Regions from separate parts of the Homo sapiens genome. Here region 1 is linked to region 2. A link is an interaction called in ENCODE POLR2A ChIA-PET data of the cell type or tissue named here. Cell type or tissue: GM12878. All regions are shown on one strand. Links, peaks and the distances in the headings refer to the core of each region. The heading gives the core; the rest is flanking DNA. Region 1 overlaps PPP1R36 (protein phosphatase 1 regulatory subunit 36). Region 2 overlaps ZBTB1 (zinc finger and BTB domain containing 1).

Region 1 (10,024 bases), core at 4,029-6,528, 74 kb after region 2:
AAAAACATGCTCTTAAGAAATGATTTTGGCCAGGCACAGTGGCTCATGCCTGTAATCCCAGCACTTTGGGAGACTGAGGCAGGAAAGTCACTTGAGCCCAGGAGTTCGAGACCAGCCCGGGCAACACAGTGAGAGCCTCTCTCCAGAAAAAAATTAAAGAATTAGCTGGGCATGGTGGTGCATGCCTGTAGTTCCAGCCACCTGGGAGGCTGAGGTGGGAGAACTGCTTGAGCCAGGGAGGTTGAGGCTGCAATGTGTCATGATTGTGCTACTTACTGCACTCCAACCTGGTGACAGAACAACACCCTGCCTCAAAAAAATTTTTTTTAAATTTCTCATACTTAATGTTTAATCTTTAAAAACACATATACATTGCAAACCAATGTTGGGATAAAAAGCAAACTATAAACAATTATACCATAATTAGAGAATTTATAATATTTTTTAGTTCTCGGCATAGAGCCTCCACTGAAGTAATTATACTTTTTCCAAGGCAATTTTTACACAAACCTTTAAAGGAACACATATGTTTGAAAGTAGATGATGGCCTCTGGTTAGCACTAGCTCATTTCCAGATGGTGCTGGTCATTTTTCCACTGTATGCGACATAACCCATGTTTCCTCTGCCTGCTGGATAGCAGTTTATAGAAGAATGAGCGCAGATCTCACCACCCACGTAACAAATTCCATACAGGTCAAACGCTGAACAAAGGACATAAAAGACAGACTGGAACAGGTTTTTGCCATGATTCGGAAGTTTATATTGTTCTTTTGGTGGCTTTTATGCAGGAGAAGATGAGGACAATGTTTTTGCCGGTTATAAGTGATTAACTCATTTTAACATTCCACTTCTTTCCGATTTCAGTAAGCTAATATTTTCATGTGTATTTTCTGACTTTTCTCTTTCATATATGTGTTACCGAAGTGAACTGGGGTCCGCTTGCCTGATGCAGTCAGGTGAAACATCCACACCGTGGTTTGTAATATCAGGAGAAAGGAGGGTATTTATTTGCAGGTTGGCAAGCAAGTAGAATCAGGCAGCTCTCACTTAAGACCTGACCTCTCTGATGGCTTGTAAGCAAGGGTTTTTAAAGGCAGGAGTACATTTCAGGAAAGCAGAAGTTACAGGCAAAGTTGTAAATCAATACATAGAGGTTATATATTGGTTTGGACTAAAAAGGCAGGATATTTTGAAGCGGGGCCTTACAGGTCATAAGCAGATTCCAAGATTTTCTGATTTGGTTAAGGTAGAGCAGCTTTGTTTTAAAAACTTGGGGTCTGCAGAAAGATGTGTTAGGTCTGGCTCATGTACATGACTTCTAGGCCTCTCAGGAAGAACTTTAGAACAATGAATGCAGTTAGAGTTCAGTCCTCAGTCTCCCCTTATCTGAGGTCTACATGCCAGTGGACCCATTTGGTGGGGGTCTGAGTTTCTGAAAAACAACGCAGGGACATATGTTAAAATGTTATTTTTACTTTATATAGGGAACCAAACATCTTGTGACTCTAACTTCCTTGGCTGTCTTTTAAGCTACTGTTATCTTCTTATCAAGTTGCTCATTTACTTCTCAGGGCTAGCTAGGTGCCTGGAATTTCCCTTACAAGAACTCAAGGCTTCCCTTTATTTCCATGTTTGGGGGTGGGGGTGGGGTGGCAGATCCCTAAGTGTGGGGGGTGGTCCCTGTTTTGTCTCATGTGCACACTTAATATTTGACTACAACACATTATGCTGCGTATCTCTATGATTAAAGATTTTAGTAGAACCAGCAGTTTGGGTGCTGTTAATTTAGTGCTTTCATGTCTCTTGAGAAGTAGAAGGATGTGCCTTTAAATGTCTGAGGAACCCTGACATCCTGAAAGCTTTGGCAGAATTTTGATGAACACGTTCAGTAAAAGTTCTCTGTGTTTTCCAAGTTAGATATGAAAACCTCCTTGGTGGCAGGCACATGCCATAGTTAGATCTCTTTGGTGATGGCCAATGCTGGCTCCACCCCCGCCTCTACGCTAGTATTTATACCTTCTTCCACTGTTCTCAGTGCAGCTGTCACTTGATGGGCAACCAGAGAGGCTAGCGGTGGGGCTGACGGGGAAAAAGGGAGTCTTTTTGAAACTCAGGTGTGTAAATTATCCCTAAGCCCTATTCCTCTACCCTTACCCCCAGTCACATGCACCAAAGCCTCTTTCCCCTCCCCTAAAATACATCCCTTTGACACTCTTGTATAGAGCAGGCCTTGACCTTCTTTTAAACCTGATTTCACCTAGAGCAGCAGGGGGCAAGTGGGGGAGCACAACTTTTTTTCTCCCTAGCCCAGAACCCTGGGTCTAGACTTTGTTTCCCTTTAGGAATGACAAATCATAAAATATACTTTCCTCATTTTGATTTGGAGCCAAGAGTCTAAGGTAGCAAGAAGGAATAAGAGAGCATCATAACAGGCCACTAAAATTCTCTAGATTTACTACCAGGCTGGCTTTCCCCTCTTTCCTTTGGGTTGTGTCCTCAAACATGGAATGCATGGTGTCTGTGCTGACCAGCATGGTGGCCACTTGCCACACGCGGCTGTTGAGCACTTTGAAATGTAGTAGTCCAAATTGAAACATACTATAAGTGAAAAATAAGCACTGTACACAGAAAGTCTAAATATGAATAAAACATCTCAATACTTTAGAAATATTGCTTCTATATTGAAATGATAATATTTTGGGGGTTTGGATAAAATTTATTATTAAAATTAGCTTCACTTGTTTCTCTTCACTGTGGCTACTAGAAAATTTAAAATTAATTTATGGCTTGCATTATATTTCCACGGATTGTATTGTTTAAACCCCATTTCTATTTGCAGACGATTCTGGGAGGCTTAAATTTTGTTATTTTAATTTTTTAAAATTTAATTTAATTTATTTTTATTTTTTATTTTTTTTGAGATAGGGTCTCACTTTGCCACCCAGGCTAGAGTGCAGTGGCACTATCTTGGCTCACTGCAGCCTCAACTTCCTGTTCTCAAGCGATCCTCCCACCTGGCCCCATAAGTAGCTGGGACTACAAGGCGTGTGCCACCACTCCCAGCTATATATATATATATATATATTTTTTTTTTGTATTTTTGTAGAGATCGCGTTTTGCCATCTTGCCCAGGCTGGTCTTGAACTCCTGAGCTCAAGCGATCTGCCTGCCTTGGCTTTCCAAAGCGCTAGAATTACAGGTGTGAGCCACCATGCCAGGCCAATTTTGTTATTTTATAATCAATAAATTTTTAAATTTATAATCAATTTATTTTAAGTATATGTACTTAATATAAAAATTATAAAATACCAAAATAGACAGGAAAACGACTCAAAATATACCAGCCAGAAGTAAATTTGTAGAGCTTTTAACTATGAAGTCCCCAGATGTATTCACTGTATGCACCCATTTCCTGGACGCATTTCTATTTCATATGCAGGGCTAAATCAGAATGGCAAGAAGAAACCCATGACATTCTGTACTTAATTTTTGCAGTATGGGTTACATCAGTTTGCTTTGGGCATTAAGAGAGAAAGAGTTAGGCCGGGCGCTGTGGCTCACGCCTGTAACCCCAGCACTTCAGGAGGCCGAGACAGGCGGATCACCTGAGGTCAGGAGTTTGAGACAGCCATGACCAACACAGAGAAACCCCATCTCTACTAAAAATACAAAATTAGCCAGGCGTGGTTGCGCATGTCTGTAATCCCAGCTACTTGGGAGGCTGAGGCAGGAGAATCGTTTGAACCCGGGAGGCAGAGGTTGCGGTGAGCCAAGATCGTGCCATTGCACTCCAGCCTAGACAAGAGTGAAACTCCATCTCAAAAAAAAAAAAAAAAAAAAAAGAGAGAAAGAGTTCCAGTGTGTATGGCAACTCGAGGGAAAGTGGAAAGAGGTTCATGTTACCTCCTCTTTTTTTTTTTTTTTTTTGAGATGGAATCTTGCTCTGTCGCCCAGGCTGGAGTGCAGTGACGTGATCTTGGCTCACTGCAACCTCCGCCTCCTGGGTTCAAGCAATTCTCCCTGACTCAGCCTCCCGAGTAGCTGGGATTACAGGCACCTGCCACCACGCCCGGCTAATTTTTGTATTTTTAGTAGAGATGGTGTTTCGCCATGTTGGCCAGGCTGGTCTTGAACTCCTGACCTCAGGTGATCCGCCTGCCTTAGCATCCCAAAGTGCTGGGATTACAGGCGTGAGCCACTGTGCCCAGCCTTACCTTCTCTTCTAATGTCTAAAAAAAGAACCCAGAAAGAAAAGGAAAGAAAGTGTGTTTCCTGGGCAATCACTCTCATTTCAAAACCATGCTAAGATGGTGCTGGTTTGCCTTGTGCTGATGTGAGCTCTGCTCTAGATCTCCCAGAATACAAGCTGACTTTATTCCCAAAACAGACTTTGGCTAGTTTTCTTGCTTCAGCTTGGCAGGTGTTCATGGTCTCTGGTTTCAGCTGGCAGAAGATTTACAGTTAGTTATGGAAGAGGAGCTTTGAAAGGGTGGAAATTTCACATCAGCACACCCCTCAGGTGGAGGCCTCAGGTGGCACAGAGAAGAAATGCTGAGGCTTGCTCTGAAAAGTTTCCGCTGAGCTCTGTTGTTCAGTACGTTTATCTGCAAACTATTTTAAAGAAAAAAGCTTATTCTCCTCACAGTCCAGTTATGAGGACAGACGTGGGTATCTGACAGGCCCGAGTTTTAGTACAGGATCTGTCCCTAATTAGATATATGTCTTTGGACTTAAGTCTCAACTTTAGTTTCCTCAGTTGAGAAGTGGGAATAATAATGTTGACTATACCATAGGGATGTTATGAAGACCAGATATGATAATACATGTAAAGGGCTTAGCGTGGTGCAGGATGTTATAAAGACTAGATAGGATCATACATGTAAAGGGCTTAGTGCAGTACCCGGCACATAGTCCATACTTAGTCCATGTTCACTCTAATTGCTATTGCCGTAGTTCTTTATTGAAGACTTGCACATGAAGAAACCAATATATAATGAAGAGAGTCTGTAGGAGGGGAGGGGCAGGCCCCAGTAACCACCTCTTTGGCCTCATTCCCCAAGTGGAGGGCTAGTTTGGGCCCATTCAGACCAGGAAGTCCCTGTGAGAAGGCCGAAGGTCCTGTGAGGTTTGGGTCATCTTTCCCAGACTGTGGGAGTTCAGGATGGTTCTGGAGAGCCTGGTACCAAGGCCAATCCTCAGAGTCACAGTTCCTCCAAGGAAGGCCCCAACAAAAGCAGAAGCAGGCCGGGCACCTTGGCTCACGCCTGTCATCCCATCACTTTGGGAGGGTGAGGTAGGTGGATAGCTTGAGCTCAGGAGTTCGAGACCAGCCTGGCCAACATGGTGAAACCCCATCTCTACAAAAAATACAAAAATTAGCTGGTCATGTTGGTGTGTGCCTGTAGTCTCAGCTACTTGGGAGGCTGAGGTGGGAGGATCACCTAAGCCTGGGGAGGTCAGGGCTGCCGTGAGCCATGATCATGCTACTGTGCTCCAGCCTGGATGACAGAATGAGACCCTGTCTCAAAAAAAAAAAAAAAAAAAAAAAATTAGCCAGTGTGGTGGTGTATACTTGTGGTCCCAGCTTCTTGTGAGGCTGAGGTGGGTACCAGGCTCTCCAGAACCATCCTGAACTCCTACAGTCTGGTGGGAGGATTGGGAGGTGGGAGGATTGCTTGAGCCCAGAAGGTCAAGGCTATAGTGAGCTATGATCACACTACTGCACTCCAGCTCTGTCTTAAAAAAGAAGCAAAACCAGGATCAGCCTTGAAGTGTCCAGGGTCTGGCCTTGGCCGCTGTGACTGATCAAGTGACTGCAGGTGCATAACCCCCTCAGTCAACTCTCAAGGGCTCCCCAGACCAGGCCTGGTTTCCTAGGCTGGGAGTCAGAATCAGAATTGTTAGGAGGGGAGGCCATGTTCACTAATTGCGCCCATGCCAGTATAGTATTCTTTTTTTTTCTTTTTGAGATGGAGTCTTGCTCTGTTGCCCAGGCTGGAGTGCAGTGGCACAATCTCGGCTTACTGCAACTTCTACCTCCCGGGTTCAAGCAATTCTCCTGCCTCAGCCTCCCGAGTAGCTGGGATTAGAGGCGCCCGCCACCACACCCAGCTAATTTTTGTACTTTTAGTAGAGCTAATTTTTGTACTTTTAGTACTTTTAGTACTTTAACAGCGTCACCATGTTGGCCAGGCTGGTCTGAAACTCCTGGCCTCAAGTGATCCACGCACCTCGGCCTCCCAAAGTGCTAATTACAGGCGTAAGCCACTGCATCTTGCCAAGTATAGTATTCTTAACATTGAATTTGTGTTGCAAGGACTCCTGGGAAGAGAGAAGACTCAGGTTTGTCCATGCCCATCAGAAGGAGGAGCACACTGCCGTTCTCAGTCTATTGGTTGTTTTGGCATAGATCTTTGTGGATTTTGTTTCTGTTTCTTTTTGTACCCAATAGCCATAACTATTGTTTGCTAATTCTTTTCCTTTTCTTTATTGCAGACTTACCCTCTAGTTCTCTGCTTCCTCTTTACCACCTTTCCACTCTCCTTACCTCCCCAACACTCAAATTACCAGAAGCCTTTGGAAGAATACATTTCCTCACTGGTTTGTTTACCCCAAATTTATATTGATTAACTTTTTACCATTCTAGGAGTTTTGATCTGGGTAACGTAGGAGGTTGAATAAGAAAGTATTGAGACTCTTTATCAATGCCTTTTGATAGCATTTGTGTAGCTGAAAATAATCTTGGGGCCAAGATAATGACCCTAACTTTAGAGAAAGATAAGGACTAGTACCCTGAAAGATTGAACTTCCCTCTCAACCTATAGTTGTGACTTGTTATATTACAGGGAGAAAATATCAGATACACAGAAAGACTGGAAGTTCTTTGAGGTGAGTCACTTATGTTTTGGTGCTTTTTGATATGAAACAATATATACCAACAACCAATGGCCATTTGTCAGGCACTTATTTTTAGTGAATATCCTTTCTAAAAGACGGTGCTAACAAGCTATATGCTATACCTTAAATTGTTGGTCTGATTTTCCTCATGCAAAAGTGAGTATGTGTATAATTTTTCATTGTTTCAGGAATATTGGGAAATTGGGTCATCTGGGTTTGTGTCTGCTTAGCTGTGTTATACAGACAGGTAAGAGTTTTCCATTTCACAGCTAAGGATCGTGATTCTTGTCTATTTTTTGTTGTAGTCCTTTTATACTTTCTGTACATATGTGGCTTGGATTGTCTTCCGACGTCAACACTTGACAGAGATTGAAGAAGAAGTAGGGAGACTCTTTCGTACCAATATGTTCAACATTCCTCGCAGGAGGCGTGAAGATGAGGAATCAGGAGGGGAAAAGAAACGCATGACTTTTGTTCAGTTCAGGTATGACCTTTTGACTTTCCTATGCTCAGGGGTATTTCTTTTCTTCCTTTCCTTTCTTTTCTTTTCTTTTTTCTCCTTTTTTTTTTTTTTTTTTTTTTTTTTTTTTGAGACAGAGTCTTGCTCTATTGCTGAGGCTGGAGTGCAGTGGCACAAGCTTGGCTTACTGCAACGTCCGACTCCTGGGTTCAAGCAATTCTCCTGTCTCAGCCTCCCGAGTAGCTAGGATTACAGACATGCGCCACCACGCCTGGCTAATTTTTTGTATTTTTAGTAGAGACGGAGTTTCACCATGTTGGTCAAGCTGATCTCGAACTCCTAACCTCAGCTGATTCACACGCCTCAGCCTCCCAAAGTGCTGGGATTACAGGCGTGAGCCACCATGCCCAGCCTCCTCTTTTTTTTTTCAGACAGGATCTCATTCCGTCACCTAGGCTGGAAGGCAGTGGCATGATCACAGCTCACTGCAGCCTCAACCTCCCAGGCTCAAGTGATCCTCCTGTAGCTAGGACTGCAGGCATGCTGTCTCACCTGGCTACTTTTTAAAATTTTTTGTAGAGACGGGGGTCTTGCTATGTTGCCCAGGCTGGTCTCGAACTCCTGGGCTCAAGTGATCCTCCCGCCTTGATCTCCCAAAGGGTTGGGATTACAGGCATGAGCCACTGCACCTGGCCTCAAGAACATTTCTAGAAAACAGGGTGATATGACCTAAATGTCACCTTCCTCCCCGACAGGAGAATGATGGCAAAACGCCCAGCAATTAAAAAAGCTATCAACATGCGTTCTCCAGTCATGTCTACTCTGCTGCCATCTCTCAGAGAAAAAGCTCAAAACGTCTTTGAGAAAAAGTATCATCAAGTAGACGTCAGATTCCCAGCCGAGATGCAAAAGCATGTGGGAACTCTGGACTCTGTGCCCATGCCGGTGTAAGTGGCTTGGCAAGAGAAGCATGAGTGCCTTGAGGTGGCATCCCAGGTGGGGCTGGAAGGGGCAGGGGCCCAGGCACCATGCCTCTGCCAGGGAATCGAGCCATGATGACAGCCCCCATTTTCTTACTTCTGCCCTGCTCCCCTCCTAGTTTCCTTTCTAGAGAATCTTGAGGTACACCCATCTAGACCAGAAAAACAATTGCTAGAAAGTGGTGCTAGACTCCAAATAGTTCTAGTTTGGAGGAGTGAGTAACTGATTTTTTTTTTTTTTTTTTTTTTGAGACGGAGTCCCTCTCTTGTTGCCCAGGCTGGAGTGCAATGGCACAATCTCGGCTCACTTCAACCTCTGCCTCCCGAGTTTAAGTGATTCTCCTGCCTCAGCCTCCTGAGTAGCTGGGATTATAGGCATGAGCCACCACGCCCGGCTAGTTTTGTATTTTTAGTAGAGATGGGGTTTCTCCATGTTGGTCAGGCTGGTCTCAAACTCCCAGCCTCAGGTGATCTGCCCGCCTCGGCCTCCCAAAGTGCTGGGATTACAGGTGTGAGCCACCGCGCCCAGCCTGTAACTGAATTTTTTTAAGGCTGAGGTTTTTCTATTAGTAGAATCACCTTTGAGAAATGTGGGAAGCGCTAGTACAAAATCTTGCTAAGGATTTACTTTTGGACTCATATATAAGACTACAGTGGTAGTTCATGGAAACAGGGAAAGTTTTTAAAAAGAGAGAAAGAGTATATCTTAGCTTTAGTGTACATACACACACACATACATACACACAACCACAATCACAGTCTCAACCCTGCACGTCAGTCTTTGGCCTCATCACTTCAGCTATCCCAATAATTCTTTTCACAGAGTTGGCATCTTGGGGGAGCCTCGATGTCTATTCAACCCACATACGCTTCACCCCCTTGATCCAGAAGAAAACACAAAATCATTTGGGAGATATCCTTCCTTGATGGAAAACAATAACATGAGGATTCAGGATACACTGGACTTGGTCATGAAAACACTGTCCTCTCATACATCATGCCCTAAGTAACCTGGTACATTCCATATCTCAAGTAAACTACTTTGACTTTATAGAAGATGGTTATTCGTTGTTATTATTATTAAGCTTTTAAAATTTTTCAAATTATCTGGTTAAAAGTTGAACAGCAGACAAAGAATTCCTGAAAGCTCTTGAAAAGCTCATTTTCCTATTTTTAGTAGTTTGCTTTGTTTATGTATTTATTTGAGCTCTATGTGACTACTAAGAGTAATGTATTAGAACATTTAGTCAGTGCTGTAGTTTACTAGTGAAGAACCATGCTGTTTATTCATTTCTCGAATTTTTTTTTTTTTTTGAGACAGAGTCTTACTCTATAGCCCAGGCTGGAGAGCAGTGATGTGATCTCGGCTCACTGCAGCCTCCACCTTGGTCAAGCAATTTTCCTGCTTTAGCCTGAGTAGCTGTGATTACAGGCGTGCGCCACCACGCCTGGCTAATTTTTTTGTATTTTTAGTAGAGATGGGGTTTCACGATGTTGGCCAGGCTGGTCTCCAACTCCTGACCTCAAACGTTCCGCCTACCTTGGCCTCCCAAAGTGCTGGGGTTACAGGTGTGAGCCACTGCACCCGGCCTTGTTTATTCATTTCTAAGTTCATTTTTGCCTTATGAGATGTCTTCTTTGGTACATGTGAAAACAGAACTTCATAATCAAAAAAGGCACATTAAG
Region 2 (10,024 bases), core at 3,814-6,313:
AACTGGGCCGGGCGCAGTGGCTCACGCCTGTAATCCCAACACTTTGGGAGGCCGAGGCGGGTGGATCACCCGAGGTCAGGAGTTCGAGACCAGCCTGGCCAACATGGCGAAACCCCATCTCTACTAAAAGTACAAAAATTAGCCTGGCGTGGTGGCGGGCGCCTGTAATCCCAGCTACTCAGGAGGCTGAGGCAGGAGAATCGCTTGAACCTGGGAGGCGGAGGTTGCAGTGAGCCGAAATGGCGCCACTGCACTCCAGCCTGGGCAACAAGAGCGAGACTCTGTCTCAAAAAAACAAACAACAACAACAACAAAAACAGGAAACTGAAGCATAGTAGAGGTGAAATGCTTTTCCAAAGGTTAATAAACATAACGTCTACAGTAGAGTCTTCAGTTAACCTCTTACATTCGTTTTATGAGCAAGCAGGCTTTCTCCATTAATACCACATTTTCATGGTATTGAATAACTCAGGTTGAACAGTCTTTCCTGAAGCCTTTCTATTCTTCCCACTCCTAATACGATGGCCTACTTTTTTGGGGTTTTTGTGGGGAAGGGACTGGTGTATCATTGTCAGAGAAAAGAGAAACCATATTTAACCAGGGCCTTAGCAGGGCATGAGCACAGTCACAGCCACTTGCTCTTGACCTTGTGCTTTGATTTCAGTTTAACACTTCTAAATTTTTGTACTGCTTCCTCATTCTCCTCTTTTGCCAGGCTCTGGGGAAGATATAGTTCATCGACCTTTTTAAGAGTATCTCGTTTTCTTTGTAGCATCATTTCCCTTTCTAATGTGCAGGAGAAAAGAAGTACCTGCTTTCAGACTTGCCCTCTAGCCAGGAAAAGCACTAAGCCTTTGGTGCAAAGGAGAGGAAACTATTTGGTATAGAAATACAGAAAAATTTCCATAGATTTTTGTTAATAAGCTGCAATCTGTTGTCTTCCCAAAAAAAATGAGGTATATTTGAGAAACATCTTCTTGAGAGGTCACTTTGGTCTCTATAGAATGTTTTCTCCTGACATTTTCTTCTGTGCTAGTATCTCATGCTAAAATGGTGAAATTATTTTTTCTCATATTCTTATGTGAACCAAATTAAGGGTTACTCGTGTCTATTTTTTCTCAAAATGGAAATGTTTTTTATTATAAAATCCATGCTCTTTGAAAAATTCAGCCTGTATTGAAGTACATAAAATACAAAAATGAAAGTCATTTTGACTCCCACTCCCCAGAGATAATCACCATGTACAGTTAATTCCTTGTTTAAAACGAGAGAAGGCAACATTTGATCACAGCTGTGTGTGCCTCACTCTGCCTGGGGATGGCCTGTGGTGATTCATGGACTCATGTTCTCTGTTCACATTACTCAGGTTGGTAAGAATTGCCAGGTAGAGGAAAGGGGAGTGTTTTGCATTGGGCTGATTTAAAATTATTTGATTAACTGGGCTGCTATTTTAGGTTTGTCCTTATTAAATACTTACTGTATCATGGTGGGCTATTTTTCATACTTTGTTCATGTTAATGTTGTTGCCCAGCCTCTGATGGATTGATTTACAGCAGCCAAACACATGAAAACAAAAGCAAACCCTCACCTTTATAGAGAGTTTCATAATTTATAATTAGGAAGGAGTGGGTATACTTGCCATGAAGACCACTGCCAATATATCCCTGTGCTGATATGGGATGGGGTTCCTCTTGATCAGCACCAAAGATTGCATGCTGAACATATGGAAAGGAAATTGGACGAAAGAAGGGTCAATGACCGCTGTTTTCAGATGTGGCATGGAAGAGACTGATACTGGGGAGGAAGCGGCAGGGTCTCACTCCTTAGCCATGTGTATTTAAGAAGAATGAACTGTGAAGAAGTTGATGATGATCTAAAAACAGAGCCCCAAAATAGTACATAGAAAGTTAATTACAACATTGGTTATTTGAGAGTGTTGGGGACGTGGGTGGTTTTTATACTACTCTGTCTTTGAATTTAAAATAGTTTTCAAAATAAAATTTGAAGATTAAAGAATTAACCAGATTTTCTTTTGTCTATATGAGATGCATGCAGTCGTTTTTAGAGATGAGTTCCATCCCCACTTTGAATCTGAAGTATTAGAAGAGGCATGCTCTGGTGGACAGTGGGGAGTTAGCAGATGGAAGGGGATTTAGGGAAGGGACTGGACATTCTTCCTGCAAGATGGAGCAGTAAGAGAATGATGAGAGCTTTTAGATTCATGAAAAAGGTGACTCTAGGAGGCTTAGAATGTTCCAAAGGGGCACTTCAGCTAATAGTCATATTCAGAAGAGTGTTGTCTGGTTTACACAAACTGAAACTTAGGGCTTTGAATCAAGAGTCTCAGCTTCTACTTACAAGATAAGCAGTTTTGGGGAAGTCAGCCACTGAACCTGTTTCTTCATTTGCAAAATGAGGATAATAAAAATACCTATCTCAGGGTGGTTGTGAGATCAGTTGTATAATGTATGGGAAAATGCTTTAAATTTTAATTTTAATTTTAATTTCCAACCACTATATAAAAGTTGCCATGATTGAAATAAACAAAAAATTGATAAGCAAAATAAAACTTACCTGTTTAAACATTTATTCATTCAAAAACTCATCAAGTATCAACTAAATGTCAGACATTCAGTAATGACTGAGATACTGCCCTGATGTCAAGGAGCTTGCAGTAAAGCAGGGGAGCCAAATAATTGCAATATCTGCCTTAAGTGTGGTAACAGAGCATCACAGTTGGGATGATGCATTATTGGTACCATATTGTTGTATGTATAGGCTGTTTTGGCAGCACAGAAGAGGCATCTGCCTCACCCTAAGATCAGAAAAAACTTCCCAAAGAGGCCAGGCACAATGTCTCTCACCTGTAATCCCAGCACCTTGGGAGGCCTAGGCAGGCGGATTGTTTGATCTCAGGAGTTTGAGACCAGCCTGGCCAACATGGCGAAACCCTGTCTCTACAAACAATACAAAAGTTAGCTGGGCGTGGTGCCGCATGCCTGTAGTCCCAGCTATTCGAGAGACTGAGGTGGGAGGAACGCTTGAGCCTGGAAGGGCGGAGGTTGCAGTGAGCCGAAATTGCCCCATTGCACTCCAGCCTGGATGACAGAGCCAGACCCTGTCTCAAAAAAAAGAAAAGAAAAAAGAAGTCCCAAACAGAGTGAGCTAGACATTGAAAAGGTTCTAAGCAAAGGAACAGCATGTGTGAAATGGCAAGGCTTTTGGTGTGTTAGGTTATTTGGGATCGGGGGAATCTTAAAGCTTAAAAATGGAGTTAAGTTTCTTAGAATGAACATGCATTTTATGATTTTTTAAAATTGGTTTCATTTTGTTGAATTTCAATTATATGATTGTGATGTTTTCAGGATTTTGGTTTGAATTAAACAAAACTGGAGCCACAAAATTGGAAACAATACAATTTTTTTTAAAATGTGTAGGATCTGGCCGGGTGTGTGGTGGCTCACGCTTGTAATCCCAGCACTTTGGGAGGCCAAGGCAGGCGGATCACGAGGTCAGGAGATTGAGACCATCCTGGCTAACATGGTGAAACCCCGTCTCTACTAAAAATACAAAAAAAAAAAATTGGCCGGGCGTGGTGGTGGGCGCCTGTAGTCCCAGCTACTCTGGAGGCTGAGGCAGGAGAATGGCGTGAACCTGGGAGGCGGAGCTTGCAGTGAGCCGAGATTGTGCCACTGCACTCCAGCCTGGGTGACAGAGCGAGACTCCGTCTCAATTAAAAAAAAAAAAAAAAGTGTAGGATCTGCTCAAAGAAGGAAACTGGGTAATCCCTCCCATCATCATAGAGCTGTCTCACCAGTTATTCATTCAGTAACACTTACTGAATACTTAATATTCCAGAGAAATGAAAAAGCCAAAGTCCTCGCCTTAAAGTTGCTCACAATCTCATGGGGGAGACCAACACATAATTATAACCAATTCTTATTTAGCACTTACTCCATGAGAGATATACTTAACAATAATTCTTCAGAGGTAGAAAGGATTACCATCCCTTCTTAGAGAATTGAAGCACAAATTGACTAAGCAACCTTCTCAAGGTCACACACTTAATAAGTGGCAGAGCCAGAATTTAAACCCAGGCAGTCTGGTTAGTTTGTGCTTTAACACCTACTTTATGTAGCTGTTCTGATTATTAAAATACAGTGTAAAAAGTGCAAAATAAAGAGGTAATACACAATGAGATCAAAACCTAAAATAGTGGGAGAGGAAGGTGTTACAGAGGCTTTCTGCAGGAGGTGATAAACTGATTTTTAAATGATATCTGGGAGGTTCAGACCCAAAGAACCAATCGGCATGAGTAAAACTGCAGGGGAAGTAAGAAATTTATGAAGTATACTGGATGTGTGTGGAGGAGGGTGAAGGTGGTGATGAGCAGTTTTATGTTGCTTGAACATGAAGTTTGAAGCAGGCAGTAACTAAACATGTAAGACTAGATGGGTGGGCATGGAGGGCTTTGTATGCCTCAATAATGATTTTATACTTTAGTCTGAAGATATGTGAGGGGAACCATGGTAGAATAGTGTGATATGATTTTTCTTCTTCATGAATCATCTTCAAAACAGCATTGCTCTGGGAAGAAAAAGATTACCTGAGAGTGAAGGATTTGAGAGACTGGTTGAGCCTATTTTAATAACTCAGGAGTGATAACAGAGGCCTTGCAAGAGCAGGAAAGGTAGGGATGGAGTAGATGGGCAGATTTGAGAAATATTTAATGGGAAAATTGGCAACACTTAATGGTTGATTATGAGGGAGAAGTTATAGGTAGCTCCCAAGTAGTCTAGGTGATTGGTACATAGTGGTGGCAGCTGAGACAAAATACAGGGAGGGGCATTTTTAAGTGGGTTCCAGACAAAATCTGAGTCCACAGAATTAGTACTTTGAAATAGAAGTCCTACAAAACGAACCCTAAGAATATGAATGCCATGTGCAATAAGGGATTTCCTGGTGAAGCGTTTTTAGCTGAGAAAAGCCTACTGTTTACACAGTGCCCTCTGGTGGTCAGAAGATGCTGTGCTGTCTCGTTAGGATGAATGGATTAAAATGTACTTTTCCTCCTCTGCTTCTGGAGAGGGAGAGAGGAATATTCCAGAAGCCACTGTGTTCCTTCTGCTTTCTGTGTGGGTAAGTTCATTTCTTAGAATATAATGCAACTGAACTACAGGAACATCTCACTTATTTGTAAGTTATTTGGTTGGCAACCTCAGCTATCCAGTGCCTTGGCCTGATGCAAAAGAGGAAGGAAATATGATCGCCTGTCAGCAAAATTCAGGAATTAAAACTTTACATCTTATGAGCATTTCCCTAGATCTTCAGAAGATGTTGTGCTCCCTCTTTAGGATGAATGGATATGTAGATTCAATTTTCAATGAGTTTTTGTCTAATTTCACAGCCAAGAAGAGATTGAAATGGTGGGCCACAGGAGATCAGCACACCTTTCAGAAGTGACAGTTGTTGGCTTGCAAGTAAAGAGACAGAAAAATACTAACTAGCCAACAAAGCCCAATCTCCAAAAGCATAACAGTCTGAGGCCATTTTGTGTAGGTGCAAACCCTTGCAAATTTGAACAACTACTATGTTTCAGCAAAACATAATTGTTTCAGAGGAGAAAACAGCCAGCCGGGTGATGCTATATGTGTAGGCTGCAGTTAGAGTAGTATGAAGAGCCCTAGACCAGGATTGAGGAGACCAAGGTCTTATCCTGACAGCCACTAAAACTAAATGTGACTTTGAACATACCACTTAACCTCTTAGGGCCTCAGTTTGCTTTTTGATCTATAAAGCAGTGGGTTGAACTTGATCATTTCATAAAATTCTATAAACTGTAATTATGACATTAATTTTTTTTAAATTGTACTGTGCTTGGATTGAAAAGGCAAAGGAACATTTGTCATCTCTAATTTATTTAAGAGTCCTCTGAGAAGTATGATTATCCCAATTTTATAGATGAGAAAATTGGGCTTAAAGAAGTTCCCGCATAGCTAAACTAGTGGTAGAGTTTGTATTCAAACAAACAGTATATGCTCTCTGGCTTCTTTTTTAATTCCTTCACTTGACAAGCACATATTAAGTGTCAACTATGTGGGAAGAGTGTGCTAGGCACAAGGAAAACAAAGGCCATTAAGCCTTGTCCCTGTCTTTGAGGCTTCAGTACAGTAGGCATTGCTGTATCACACTGCTCCTTGGATCTCTTGTCAGTGCTAATGATACAAGTAATACTACTGCACTGTTAGGCTTAATATATAGCTCCATTATGTCTTTAGGGTGTGGGTATAAAACTAAGCCACCATTTATATTATTGTTTCTATGGGAATATGTGTTTCAAGTTCCAAATAAATTAAAAATAAAGTTTTAGGATATAACCCAGTTATAATTGCAGAACTTCCTGTACTAAGTACTGAATTTGGAGTCTAATGCACAGCCACCAGTGCAGATAGTGCATAAAATTTTCTAAACTTGATCGTGTTTGTCACTTAAGTGCGTTGAAATAAAACCTCTTATCTTTGGGAGCCTCTACAACTGGTTATTCCTGGAAGTTTCAAGGAGAAACCTAGAGAATGTAATAGAGATTGGACCCTATACCCTGCAAGATGGTATTCTAGGAAAGAATTTTGCCAATGTGACATTATTTTTATAGATGGCAGAATCTTTAAGGTCATGATCTTGGGCTTAGAGTCATATTGCCTGTGTTCTAATCCCATGAAGTCCTCTCTTTGTGATATTACAAAGGTTATATAACACTGTATGCCTCTGTTATTTAATCTTGAAAATGAGTCTTATAGCAGCATCTACTTTGTAGGGTTTGTTACGAGGATTAAATGCTAAAATGATACTTATATATGCATACATACACATAAAATGATACCTATATATGGATACATACACAGATATGCACACATACACACATACATGTATATACATACATGTATATATGCAATATATGTGTGCATATCTCACACATATATATTGCATATATCCATATATATCCATATGTGTATATGTGTAATGTATCTGTGAGAGATATATATACATCTCCCTATACATCTGCCTGGAATAGAGCCTGGCATATAGTGAGACATAACAAATGTTAGCTATTCATATTATTATTGTATTACAGTTGTCATTTACTCTACTTTGATAACCTTCATCTACCAGTCCAGTAAAGCAAATCTACCTTCTGTCCTGTTACATTTCCAGCCAAGCTGCTGTGTACCCTCCTCAATTATTTACATACACATCTATATAAATACTCGAAATGCCTCACCCTTGCTTTCTGTTTATCCTACTCATTCATCAAGGCTTTACTCAAATCCTACATCCTTCCTAAAGCCTACTATTTTGGTATAATTAACGCTTTTCTTCTAAACTCTTGCTGAACTTTATTCAATATAGTTTATTTTTATTTTTATTTTTATGTTTGAGATGGAGTCTTGCTCTGTTGCCCAGGCTGGAGTGCAGTGGCTCAATCTCAGTTCACTGCAACCTCTGCCTCCAGGTTCAAGCGATTCTCCTGCCTCAGCCCCCCAAGTAGCTGGGATTACAGGCATCCACTATCATGCCCGGCTGATTTTTGTATTTTTGTAGAGACAGAGTTTCACCATGTTGGTCAGGCTGGTCTTGAACTCCTGACCTCAGGTGATCCACCCACCTCAGCCTCCCAAAGTGCTGGGATTACAGGTATGAGCCACCGCACCGGCCTCAATATAGTTTATTAAACTCCTCAAATTGTTTCTTGGTTTCAAATTTAATCCCTCATATACAGTTATCTCTATTGTACACCATCCTTCTCCACCCTCCATTTCAATGCTCTATCCAGTGTTAGGAACATTATGAGTATTCAATAGATTCTGATATTCTGATGTTAAAATGTAAGAATCCTTTCATTACATTTTAGACTTTTAAAATACTCTGTAATCCTCAAATCCATATGCATACATACATTCAACCTATAAGACATAGAAATAGGTAAAAGGAAACATATATACATAAATCTTCCTTGAGATCCAGAGGTAATTGTAAGTCAGAGATTGGGGTGCTGAATTGGGACTGTGATGCTAGGCTCTCTAGACTTTCACTGAGGCTAAGCGAATCATCTTCAAATGCCTCATTGGTGCTGCAAGTCTGTGACACAATTTAGAGGGTGATTATTTGCCTCACAGAAACACTTTAAAATTCCTTTAAGTTACTTCTTTATTCATTGGATATGCTTATTTATAGACCCTTAAATTATCATTTACCAAGGCTGGAGCAAGAGAAACTTCCAGCAAAACTGTTATTTCCAATTTGAGAGATCTAGCAATGGAGGAAAAATATTTCTGAAATCTTACTATGTCAGTGAGAAATTTACTGAAATAGCTTACACAGTATAACTTAGGGAACACATCTATTGAATAAGACTAGATTGACATGTATGGATAAAGCCACATTACAGATAAAGAATTCAGATTGGGGTAATCACTTGCTCAATAGCATCCAACCAACAAACCCTGTATTAAGGACTCATGCCCTGTCCTTGTTTAGTGTTCTTTCCGGAAGACCATACTGTATAGTACCAAGGAAGTGCCATATATAGAGGTTATTACTATCTGGGTGGTCAGGAGTCCTTAGTCCTAGTATGTGCTTCAGCACAGTTAACTATACCCTGATACATTAAAAACCATGTATCTTTGCCTTCTATGGAATAAGAATGTTAGACTAGATTAGATCTCTCTAAGCTCTAAAAATGTATGATTAAATTACTTAATATGCTTAATGTGCTTGGTGACTGTTTTTAAACTTGAGATGAGCCGTTAAACTTTTTCAGACTAAAATTTTAAAAATCCAGTATAAAACTTTTTGGATCACCTAACTCCTTAATTCTTGCTAGAGTTCTGCACAGTGGGTATCCTTCTAGCCTTAGTGTAACTCTTGGCATTATATAGCTTGTTTTCCTTATCCAAATGACATTAAGTCCTTTGAGTCACATTGGAGGTTCTGCTCTCAGACCTGAGCCCTTGACTTCTAGTTGTGCTAAACTTGTCCTACCAGTGATGCAGCTAGTAGTACAAACAAAAGCAATCACAGATTTCAGTCGTAAAAACAAGAACAGCTGAAATACAAGCTGTCCATTTACTTAAAACCTTTTATAGGCTTTACTAGAACATAAAGTTCATTAACTTTTTTTGGCAGCATTAATAAAGAGGTCAAAAAAATGAAAAAAGAGCAAACTCCTCTTGGAATTTGAGTGAAATTATAATTTAATGAAAGTGAATGCCTCATAATTTTTTTTTTTTTTTTTTGAGATGGAGTCTTGCTCTGTCGCCCAGGCTGGAGTGCAGTGGCACAGTCTTGGCTCACTGTAAGCTCCGCCTCCCGAGTTCCCGCCATTCTCCCGCCTCAGCCTCCCAAGTAGCTGGGAATACAGGTGCCTGCCACCACGCCCGGCTAATTTTTTGTATTTTTAGTAGAGACAGGGTTTCACTGTGTTAGCCAGGATGGCTCGATTTCCTGACCTTGTGATCCACCCGCCTCCGCCTCCCAAAGTGCTGGGATTACAGGCGTGAGCCACGGTGCCCGGCCTCAAAAATTTTTAATGAAAAAATTATCTTCAAGAGATAAGCTAAAAGTCTCACAGGAATTTAGATCCCTCCTCCCCTGCCGCATACTCCTCTACCTGTTTTTGGTGTAGTAATCCTTCTTAAAGCTTTTCTGGGCTAGGCACAGTGGTTTATACCTGTAATCTCAGCACTTTGGGAGGCTGAGGTGGGAGGATTGCTTGAGCCCAGGAATTCGAGACCAGCCTGGGCAACATAGCAAGACCTCATCACTACAAAAAATATACAAAAATTAGCCAGTCATGGTGGCGTATGCCTGTAGTGCTAGCTATTCAGAAGGTGTGAGGTGGAAGGATTGCTTGGAGAATGAGTACCCATATTAAAGCAGGAACAGAATGCTATTGAGGACATTCTGAGCTATGATGGCATGCCAGCCTGGGTAACAGAGTAAGACCCTGTCTCAAAAAAATAATAAT

Evidence for each region. Peaks named below come from ENCODE experiments on the same cell type or tissue, not always from the same donor. Only the 100,000 strongest peaks of a DNase experiment are listed, where the experiment ranks them.
Region 1: POLR2A ChIA-PET joins it to region 2 with 6 read pairs; 8 of 35 experiments call an interaction of 5 or more read pairs at or near these places.

The regions. Positions count from the first base shown.
Region 1 is chr14:64,579,991-64,590,014 of GRCh38, forward strand. PPP1R36 (protein phosphatase 1 regulatory subunit 36) reads left to right here. Exons shown (of 12, transcript NM_172365.3): 9 at 6,847-6,889; 10 at 7,204-7,382; 11 at 8,114-8,305; 12 at 9,162-9,391. The coding sequence ends at 9,348. Among named protein-coding and RNA genes, the nearest start is that of PPP1R36, 35 kb to the left of the region's middle. In GM12878, for the core only: no CTCF peak of the experiment used is centred there; no DNase peak of the experiment used is centred there.
Region 2 is chr14:64,506,246-64,516,269 of GRCh38, forward strand. All of the region lies in intron 1 of ZBTB1 (zinc finger and BTB domain containing 1), which reads left to right. HSPA2-AS1 (HSPA2 and ZBTB1 antisense RNA 1) reads right to left here. Exons shown (of 4, transcript NR_110550.1): 4 at 7,906-8,136. Among named protein-coding and RNA genes, the nearest start is that of ZBTB1, 6.5 kb to the left of the region's middle. In GM12878, for the core only: a CTCF peak has its summit at 5,018 (motif pointing left); a DNase peak (open chromatin) is centred at 4,984; H3K4me3 peaks cover 1,094 bases; H3K27ac peaks cover 1,423 bases.